Linked DNA regions of Homo sapiens: region 2 is linked to region 1. The links are chromatin contacts, found by Hi-C or POLR2A ChIA-PET in ENCODE. All regions are on one chromosome and are shown on one strand. The core of a region is the stretch at or near the end of the contact, and the rest is flanking DNA. Distances in the headings are between cores, read along the strand shown. Region 1 holds the start of CSRNP2 (cysteine and serine rich nuclear protein 2). Region 2 holds the start of PFDN5 (prefoldin subunit 5).

What was found. Hi-C counts contacts between places; a loop is a spot of excess contacts on that map. ChIA-PET counts read pairs that join two places held with the same protein, here RNA polymerase II (POLR2A). Pooled maps may share reads with other maps.
Region 2: a loop to region 1 is called in a pooled map, with 4 times the contacts of the local background. The contact joins the promoter of PFDN5 here to the promoter of CSRNP2 in region 1. A Hi-C loop is called at or near these places in 2 of 50 pooled maps. POLR2A ChIA-PET finds 5 or more read pairs at or near these places in 2 of 52 experiments (A673 and activated CD4-positive, alpha-beta T cell).

Annotation. Positions count from the first base shown.
Region 1 is chr12:51,080,859-51,085,566 of GRCh38, reverse strand. CSRNP2 (cysteine and serine rich nuclear protein 2) reads left to right here and starts at 1,971. Exons shown (of 5, transcript NM_030809.3): 1 at 1,971-2,228. RefSeq lists an enhancer at 920-1,546 and a silencer at 1,920-2,409.
Region 2 is chr12:53,293,674-53,298,381 of GRCh38, reverse strand. It overlaps PFDN5 (prefoldin subunit 5), which reads right to left and starts at 2,840. Exons shown (of 6, transcript NM_002624.4): 1 at 2,743-2,840; 2 at 2,441-2,543; 3 at 2,107-2,138; 4 at 458-532; 5 at 232-337. The coding sequence starts at 2,814. RefSeq lists enhancers at 1,933-3,132, 2,618-3,157.

The sequences.
Region 1 (4,708 bases), core at 722-3,221:
AAAATGTACCAGGTTTTGGAACCAGCCTAACGTGAGTTTAAATCCTGCTGTCCATCCATCTATCCAATAAATATCTATCATACTCTTAAATGTCAACTACTAGGCTTTGTACTGTGTGTTGAGGATACAGTAAACAAAACAATTCCTTGCTCTCACCGAATTTAGTCAAGTGAGACAAGACAAAAACAAATACGTGGATGCTAAGAAGAAATATAAGGCACAGGGATAGAAACTAAGGAGAAGCACCATTTTAGAAATATGGTTAGGCATTTGTGCCCGGGAGTTTGAGGCTGCTGTGAGCCGTGATTGCGCCACTGCACTCCAGCCTGGGTGACAGAGTGAAATCCTGTCTCTTAATGCAGGGAAAAAGAAATATGGTTAGGGAAGATCTCGGATATGGGGACATTCGAGCAGATATTATGTGAGGGAGTAAGTATGTGGCTAGCTGGTGGAAGCCAGACAAAAGGCCCTGAGGTAAGAGAATGATTGCCCAGTTGAAGGAGCTGCAATGAGGCCAGTGTATTCAAGCAGAGTATGGAAGGGGGAAAGTAGAAGCAAACAAGATGACAGAACAAAATGAGGGGGCGGGGTGGGGGTCGGGGGACAAGAGAATGCAGCTCGAGCTTGCCGAGCCTTATAGTTCAAGGGAAAGACAACAAAGAAGAAACCAAGGCTATGTGTCCTTGGCAAATCACATACAACTTTTGACTTCTTAATCTTGGTTTTCCCCTTTTTTTTCTTTTTCTTTTTCTTTTTTTTTTTGAGACGGAGTTTCGCTCTTGTTGACCGTGCTGGAGGGCAATGGTGCAGTCTTGGCTCACTGCAACCTCCGCCTCCCGGGTTCAAGCCATTCTCCTGGGTCGGCCTCCCGAGGAGCTGGGATTAAAGGCACGTGCTACCACCCTCGGCTAATTTTTGTATTTTTAGTAGAGACAGGGTTTCACCATGTTGGTCAGGCTGGTCTCGAACTCCTGACCTCATGACCCGCCCGCCTCGGCCTCCCAAAGTGCTGGGATTACAGGCATGAGCCACCGCGCCTGGCGCCCTTTCTTAAAAATAGGTTGCGGAAGGGCGCGGTGGCTCATGCGTATAATCCCAGCACTTTGGGAGGCCGAGGCGGGCGGATCGCCTGGGCCCAGGAGTGCAAGACCAGCCGGGGCAACATGGCGAAAACCCCTTTTCTATTTAAATAAATAAATTAGTTTGCAAAGTTGAGAAGATTTTTTTTTTTTTTTTTTTGAGACGGAGTCTCGCTCTTTCGCCCAGTCTGCAGTGCAGTGGCGCGATCTCGGCTCACTGCAAGCTCCGCCTCCCGGGTTCACGCCATTCTCCTGCCTCAGCCTCCCGAGTAGCTGGGACTACAGGCGCCCGCCACCACGCCCGGCTAATTTTTGTATTTTTTAGTAGAGACGGGGTTTCACCTTGTTAGCCAGGTTGGTCTCGATCTCCTGACCTCGTGATCCGCCCACCTCGGCCTCCCAAAGTGCTGGGATTACAGGCGTGAGCCACCGCGCCCGGCAGCAATTTTTTTTTTTTTAAAGAAAACACTCAAAGCACTCCCTCATATAAGTAGATAACTCAAGATATTGCTTGTATTCTTTATAACCTGCGCAGGCTGCAATAAGTCATATTGCTGAAGACTAAGACCCCATGAGCGAGGAGAAGGGGGGATCATGTTCCTAATGGCGTGTGGTCAGGACACGAAAGAAAAAGGGAGCTTTGGAGGAGAATTCGTTTATTTAAGATCTGTAGCTGAGTCTCCTCTCTTCCCCCATTAAAAGGTTGCAGCAGAGCTGCCGCCTCGGGAGCCGGTTTGCGCGCCGGCTTCGGCTTTGCAGCAGTTACCGCCTACAACTCCCGGCATGCTGCTGGGTGTGGGCCGGCCCGTAGACTCCATTTCCCAGCCAGCCCCGGGTCTCGGTCAGGACGTGCCGGCGCCTATAAGAGCCAGTGCGCTGCGGCCGGATCCTATTGTTAGCCGGAGCCGGGGCGGTTCTGGGCGTCTGCTGCCGGGGGCGCCCGAGTTGCCGGAGACGCCCGGCCCTCTCTGCCTGCCGGCTGGGCTGCCCACCGCCCTCCCTCCCCGCCCTGCCGCCCTGGGAGCTCCCCGGCCGTCGCCGCGGGGCCCGGGACTCGCTCGCTCCTCCCTCCTTCCCACCGGGCTAGGGCGGCGGCGGCAGCGGGGGCGGCAGAGACCATCACGGGAGGAGGCAGCTGCGGCGGGGCCGGTAATGGGCCTAGGGGTGCGGGGCGGAGGGTGCCGCCTCGTCCTTTCTCGGGATCGGCCCTCGGGCGGCCGTGGAGGAGTGGTCAAGCCCAGAGCCGTGCGGATGGAGGGGTCAGAAATGAGAGGCTCGGACGGGAGCGGTCGGGGGGCGGGGAGGTCGGGTGCCGTTGGGAAGGAACCGAGTCGGGAAGAGGCGTGGGAGCGAGGGGCACCGAGGACGCTGGCCCGGACTGCGGGGGCAGCTCGCGGGAGACCGATGGGCGGCTTGGAAGCCTGCAGGATTGCAGATGAGGATTGAGTTCGGAATGGAGTGGAGAATGATGTAGGATGGAGGAAAGTGAAGGAAGGGGAGGGGGAACAGAGGAAAATGTGGGAGGAGTGGTTGGGAATTTGTGAGTAGCAGGCAGGAAGGGATGCGGAAGGCTGGGTAGGGGCTGCAGAGGATTGGAATGAGCGGGAAGGTTAGCAGGAATCAGAGGGAAGTGGGCCGAGAGCTGAAGGGTTCGGCAGGAGTGTTCATTAAAAGGAACTGGTGACTTGACATGTCCCTTCGCTCCGGTTCCTGATGTCTCCCATATTTCTGGCGTCGTGTGGGAAAATGAAAGCATCAATTGCCCTGGTTGCTAGCTTGATCTTTTTTCATAGGCCCAATTACGCAGCCAACTGCCACCCGTCCCTTTTAGTGCTGTGGTCTTGATTCATCCTTTTAAAGGGGTTGAGAGTGGCAGTGTGACACACAAACTGTTCTTCAGAATGAAATGCTAGAAGTTATCCCCACAAGACAACACTGTCCCCTTGTCCTGCAGTTTTCAGTTCAAGGTAAATTCATAGTTCAGATTTTTTTCTTCACTGGCTTTCTGTCTTGCAAATCCACAAAGCCAGGATGTTGGTTGTGCCGGTGTTATAAATGACTGGATATCCTTGAGAGTTAATGCAGCATCATGTTCCAGTTCCCACAAAGATCTGTCTTCCACACGATGGTAGTTTAGGCATGGAAAATTCTAACCTTGTGTTAGTGAATGGGTAAAAATCGGGGAGTGGGGGTGGTGAGTGCACGGCTTTCTTTAAACACCTAACTTAAGCGGGGGGTTTTCACTTGGGTGCTTTGTAAGTTCATGATCCTGGTGATCACAAAGACACATGGATCCATGAAATTCATGGTATATGAGAAACAACCACAGTATCTTGTAAAAGGAGAAACAGGGCAGGTCATTTTATTCAGGTTTATGGTAACACAGCAGCAAGCCTTCCTTCCAACCCAGCTACAGATGGTAGCCCTGACCATCTTACTGGAGGTTTTGATTCCTTGACCTTTAGCAGAAGGTTGGGTTCCAGTCAAGTGAAGAGGCTTTCTCCTGTGAGATGTAGCTTATTACTTTGGACTCATTTAAGAAAGAGACTTATATTACCTAAACTTTGCAAATAGATTCTTCCAGAAAATTTTGCCTGGGCAGTCCCTCTTGCTGCTCTCACATATGCTGTTTTTTTTTGTTGTTGTTGTTGTTTGTTTGTTTGTTTGTTTTGGTGGTTATAGGAATCCTTTTAGGCCTGAAAAAAACTTAGATCTAGTACTAAAATATACATATTCTGGTGGAACTGTTTATTAGGTGCTAGCCTGATGTATTCTGTGCTCTGGATCTTAACTATTTCATATAACTTTGGAAAATGTTCAGCTAGAAACTCTTGAGAAAAGACCATTAGACATGTAGCCAGAAAGTGTCAGCTGACCTTTCATTTCACTGGCATTTAAAAGCTTTAAAGAGAGTTGCATTATTTTCTCCAAAAGCATTTGTTGAGTTGGTCATTTTGACAGTTAACTGTCGGTTTTTACCTGCATTCCTAGGTGCTAAAACTTACAAGTGTATCTCTTGAACACAGGCATTGATCCTCTACCAATGAATAATTGAGAGAGGTAGGAATGACTGATTTTTCTAGTTGTAGTTTGAAAGATTAATTTGATGAATTGGAAAGTATGGAAACTATTCTGTTACTATTGCAAAGAAAGATTTATTTTTTTAAAAAATTTATTTTTATTTATTTTATTTTATTTTTTTAGGCAGGTCTGGCTCTGTCACCCAGGCTGGAGTGCAGTGGCACAATCTCAGCTCACTGCAACCTCTGCCTCCTGGGTTCAAGCAATCCTCCCGCCTTAGCCTCCCAAGTAGCTGAGACGACAGGCTCACACCACCATGCCCAGCTAGTTTTTGTATTTTTAATAGAGGTGGGGTTTTGCCATGTTGGCCAGGCTGGTCTTGAACTCCTGGCCTCAAGTGATCTGCCCGCCTTGGCCTCCCAAAGTGCTAGGATTACAGGCATGTGCCACCATGCCGGGCCAATTTTTTGAAAATACAGAGACAGGGTCTTGCTATGTTGGCCAAGTTGGTTTTGCACTCCTGGCCTCAAGCAATTCTCCTGCCTCAGCCTCCCAAAGAAGGATTTCTTCAGGGCACCATGGAAGTGAACAGGAGGTTTGTTCTTGGT
Region 2 (4,708 bases), core at 1,591-4,090, 2.2 Mb before region 1:
TAAATAGGAGCTCCACCAAAGCACAAACATGATTTCCTTCCTCTAAATTTCTCAAACGCTCAACCCAGGAATCTACAGATAGTGATTATGCAATACACAGATTCTAAAGATGCCAAAGAGAAACTAAGACATAGTTTTACTCCAGCAAAGGGGACACCCCCGTGGTTCACACTGCAATCCATGTTCCTTATTATGGAGATAGGGTCAAGAGGTGCCCCAGGAAAAACTTACCCTGTTTCATGGCGTGCTTCTCCTGAAGAGCTGGTTGGATTTTCTCCATCTGCTTGGTTAGAAAATCTATCTTCCTCTTGAAGAAGTCCTTGGCATCCTCAGCTGTCTACAAGATCAGAGGTGAATAAGGGGCTAAAAGGAGACTCCCTCTGGCCATGCTGCGCTCTAGAGCTTCCCCTGAATTTCCCTTCCCTGTTTAGAGGGGCATCCACATGCTCTCACTCACCTTCTCTACATAGTACCCAGTTCCCACATCGATGAGCACGTGTTCCACATCATGCAGCTTCCCAGGGACATACATCTGAGAAGCAAGAATTAAGGGAAAAACTAGCCAGCCCAGCATGAGCCATGATTCCGCCAGCCAGCCTGCTTGGCCTCCAAAGACCCTCTTTTTCCAAAAAGCTACAAGGCATAAGGACTGAATAATCTGGAGGCCTTAGAACAATACCTATAACTCCAAATGGAAAGAAGACAGAGAAGTTGGTTCTTTAAGGAGAAAATGATGTATGCTGGAACACCCTCTTGTCCTGCCTCATCCCATCTCTCACTCTCTAAGCAGTTCTTGCAATTCTTCCCATTAGCCCCTCCAGAAAGACTAGACATGTTTTCCTACTGTTGTAGAGTACTACAAGTAAAAAGCCAGCCTCATTTCCCTTAATGCCCTCAATCATGAAGTAGCTAATTCCTGACAAAGTCAATGTTTTGTTTGTTTTTTGCTTTCTGAGACAGAGTCTCGCTCTATCGCCCAGGTTGGAGTGCAATTGCCCGCTATCGGCTCACTGCAACCTCTGCCTCTCGGGTTAAAGCAATTCTCCTGTCTCAGTCGCCGGAGTAGCTGGGATTACAAGCATGTGCCACCACGCCTGGCTAATTTTTGTATATTTAGTAAAGACAGGGTTTCACCATGTTGGCCAGACCGATCTCTAACTCCTGACCTCAGGTGATCTGCCAGCCTTGGCCTCCCAAAGTGCTGGGATTACAGGCGTGAACCACTGTGCCTGGCTAATTTTTTTTTTTAAACCATTCCCTACTACACACTACTATTCCTGTGTTCCTTTTAGCCTGTCAGTTCTGAGACTACAGATTAAAGATGCCCTACTGCCATAACTTGCTCATTCAAATAAAACACTGAACAAGTGAACACAATCCAGGTTTCTTAGTGACAGTTTAGAAATGAGCCACAATTAAGCTGAAGTTGAAGATTAACAGAGCCAAGCTCCCTGTTTCTATATCCTCCTATTTTTGTCTATTGCCTGTATCTTCTAAGATATTAGCAAAGTGTAAACCACCAGCTTTATCTCCATATTAATGTTCTCAAACAGCAAAGGGAAATATTACATCTCAACTATACATACTCCTTGGTGTTCACAAGACATTAGCTGGATGTTGGTGTGAAGTCAGATAAAAGAGCTACAAAGTGTGTAATAAGAGTATTCTTGGCCGGGGGCAGTGGCTCACGCCTGTAATGTAATCCTAGCACTTTGGGAGGCCGAGGCAGGCGGATCACGAGGTCAGGAGTTCGAGACTAGCCTGGCCAATATGGTGAAACCCCCAACTCTACTATTAATACAAAAATTAGCCGGTCGTGGTGGCGCGTACCTAAAGTCCCAGCTACTCGGGAGACTGAGGCAGAAGAATCTCTTGAACTCGGGAGGCGGAGGTTGCAGTAAGCCAAGATCTCACCATTGCGCTCCAGCCTGGGCGACAGAGCGAAATTCCGTCTCAAAAAAGAAAGAAAAAAAAAAAGGGTATCCTCAAAATCATTGTGAGGAGAGGGTAATCTGAAGTAATCAAAACAATCCCCCTCCCCGCTTTTTGGGGGAGTGAAGGAGAAAGGGAGAAGGCAGCAGGTAGCCGTTCCTGTGGAAAGGATACAGAACTCGTCAGTGGGACGAGTAATTCTTTCCCTGTGAAAGCAATGAAGACAAACACCTGGGGAAGGTTAGCGGCTCCAACGTAAGACGTTAAAGAGAGTTCCAACAGGGCACAGCACCCACAGACAGTGTGAAAAGAACGGAAACAGGGGCAATAGGAGCAGAGGAATGTCCTGTACTTTTCAATTCTAGGCAGGCAACATGCAAAGGGTTCATGAAGCGGTATACGATATGTAATGGATTTTCTCGTTTCAGGTAAGAAAAACTGGGTTAGGAGGTGGGACGAGAGAAGCAGGTTCGCCACTTTAGGTTACCCTCACCCGCCTACCCCATACCCTCGTTGCTCTTGTTCAGCACGTTCAGACAGTCCTTGGCTTCCACATACTTGGTCTGTACCACTTTGAGCTGAGCAATGGACGTGGACAAGAACTCCACTTCCTACAGAGGACCGGGATAGCGGGTCAATGAGAGGACTAAGGGGAGAAAGGAGCGCGGCCGGGGAGGGGGCAGGTCCTGGGATCGGATAGAGGTTTCGCCTGGGAAAGGTAGGCTGCCAACTTGGAACCGGGCGCGAGAAGTACGCGTGGGCAAGGGGGATGTAGAGCAGGAAAGAGGTGCCTCTGGGGCCCGTCCCCACCTGGTCCAGCTGGTTCTTGAGCATTTCTAGCTGCGGCAGATTCAGCTCCGTGATGTTAATAGACTGCGCCATGTTGGGAAGGCCGACTTAACGAAGAGGAAGTCTCTCGGCGAGCAACGCTCTAGCCGTCCTCTGCGCGTCTCGGTGGCGCCGGGAGGCCTCGCTGCGCCAGACAGCTCTATGATCCTCCGTCCCGGAAGGGAAGGAGGGGCTTGAGCCTCTCAGAGACTGTTGTGTGAGTTCATTTCATAAAATGTCTTAAGCCTAGTATTGTAAAGTAGCAGCAAACAGGACTCCTGCCTACAAGGAACTGCAAAATCTTAAAGTTCTCACGACACAACCACGATATTACAAAGTAGTGTATGCTACTCCACGTGGGTGGTATAAGCTACTGGAAAGCAGGCTGGATTGCCATGGCGACGGCTCGGGGGCCTGGCCCTGCTCCTCTCCACCCCGCTTGCTATTGCTGCCTGCTGGTACCCCGCCAGGCCCGATTTCAAATGTTCCTCCCAGCACGGCATGGAAATGGCAGGGAAATTCTAAACTCTTTTTCCCAGATGGCCTCTGAGGCCGAAAGGCAGGAAAAAAAAAAAAATCCCTTGTCAGACCGTTCTGAATTGTCCTTGGAAAAAAACAGGCATTAGATTGAAAGCTTGTCGAAGGCAGGAACCAACCATGTTCTCATCACTGAACCAATTCTTCCCCTCTCGCTATAACCATCTTCCCCCAGCCGGAAGTAGGCTGACACGTAGTAGGATCTGAAAAAGGGTTTATCACCCGTTGCCAGTGAGGTGGTGGGAGAACAGCAAGGAAGCGCCATTGTCAACCAAGTACAGCACAAATTAATCAATAAAATATTTTGGCCGGGCATGGTGGCTCACGCCTGCAATCCCAGCACTTTGGGAGGCCGAGAAGGACAGATTGCTTGAGCCCAGGAGTTTGAGACCAGCTTGGGCAACACGGCGACACCCCGTCTCCACAAAAAATACAAAAATTAGCCGGGCTGGTGGCACACGCCTGTAGTCCCAGCTACATGGGAGGCTGAGGTGGGAGGATCGCTTGAGCTGGAGAGTTGAGGCTGCAGTAGGCTGTGATTGTGCACACTAGCAACAGAGCTAGACTCTGTCTCAAAAAAAAAAAGGTTTTACCATGTGCTGTATGTGAGGGATACGTGAGAGTGTAAGATACTTGCTTCCCTTGAGCTTAACAATTGGAGAGAAAAACCACACTAGAACTCCACAGATCCACAGACTCTACTGCTAAAGTTACACATTGGTAAGTGTAACAGGTGTACATGGGCAGACAGCAGTAGCCTTTAACATCTACTTAGGAGGCAGGCAGGGCAACTGAGGCATTAAAACTAGTGCCATGGCTGGGCGCGGTGGCTCACGCCTGTAATCCCAGCACTTTGGGAGGCTGAGGAGGGTGGATCACAAGGTCAGGAGTTCGAGACCAGCCTGGCCAATATGGTGAAACCCTGTCTCTACTAAAAATGCAAAAATTAGTGGGACGTGGCGGCATGTGCCTGTAGTTCCAGCTACTCAGGAGGCTGAGGCAGGAGAATCGCTTGAACCCAGCAGGCAGAGGTTGCAGTGAGCCGAGATTGCGCCACTGCACTCCAGCATGGGCAACAGAGCAAGACTCTGTCTCAAAAAAAAACAAAAACAAAAAACAAAACACTAGTGCCACTCCAAAGATACCTGCGGCAGGAAGACAGGACGGACGGATGGTACCTGGCCAAAACACTCTCAAAGGGTCTATCACTACCCTTCCTTGGGCCTGTCTCTACTTAGCATTTTGATGCCCCTTTCTCCTCCAGATTTGTCTGCTGAGGCCCAGCCAGGCCCAGCAGGCTTTGTCCTGTGTCTTTGCCTTTCTTCCCCAAGCACTCAAACTTGATCTGCTGTAACCTGTTCCTGTCAGCTTACAGTACCACATAGTAGGAAGGGGGCAGTCATGCCGTGTC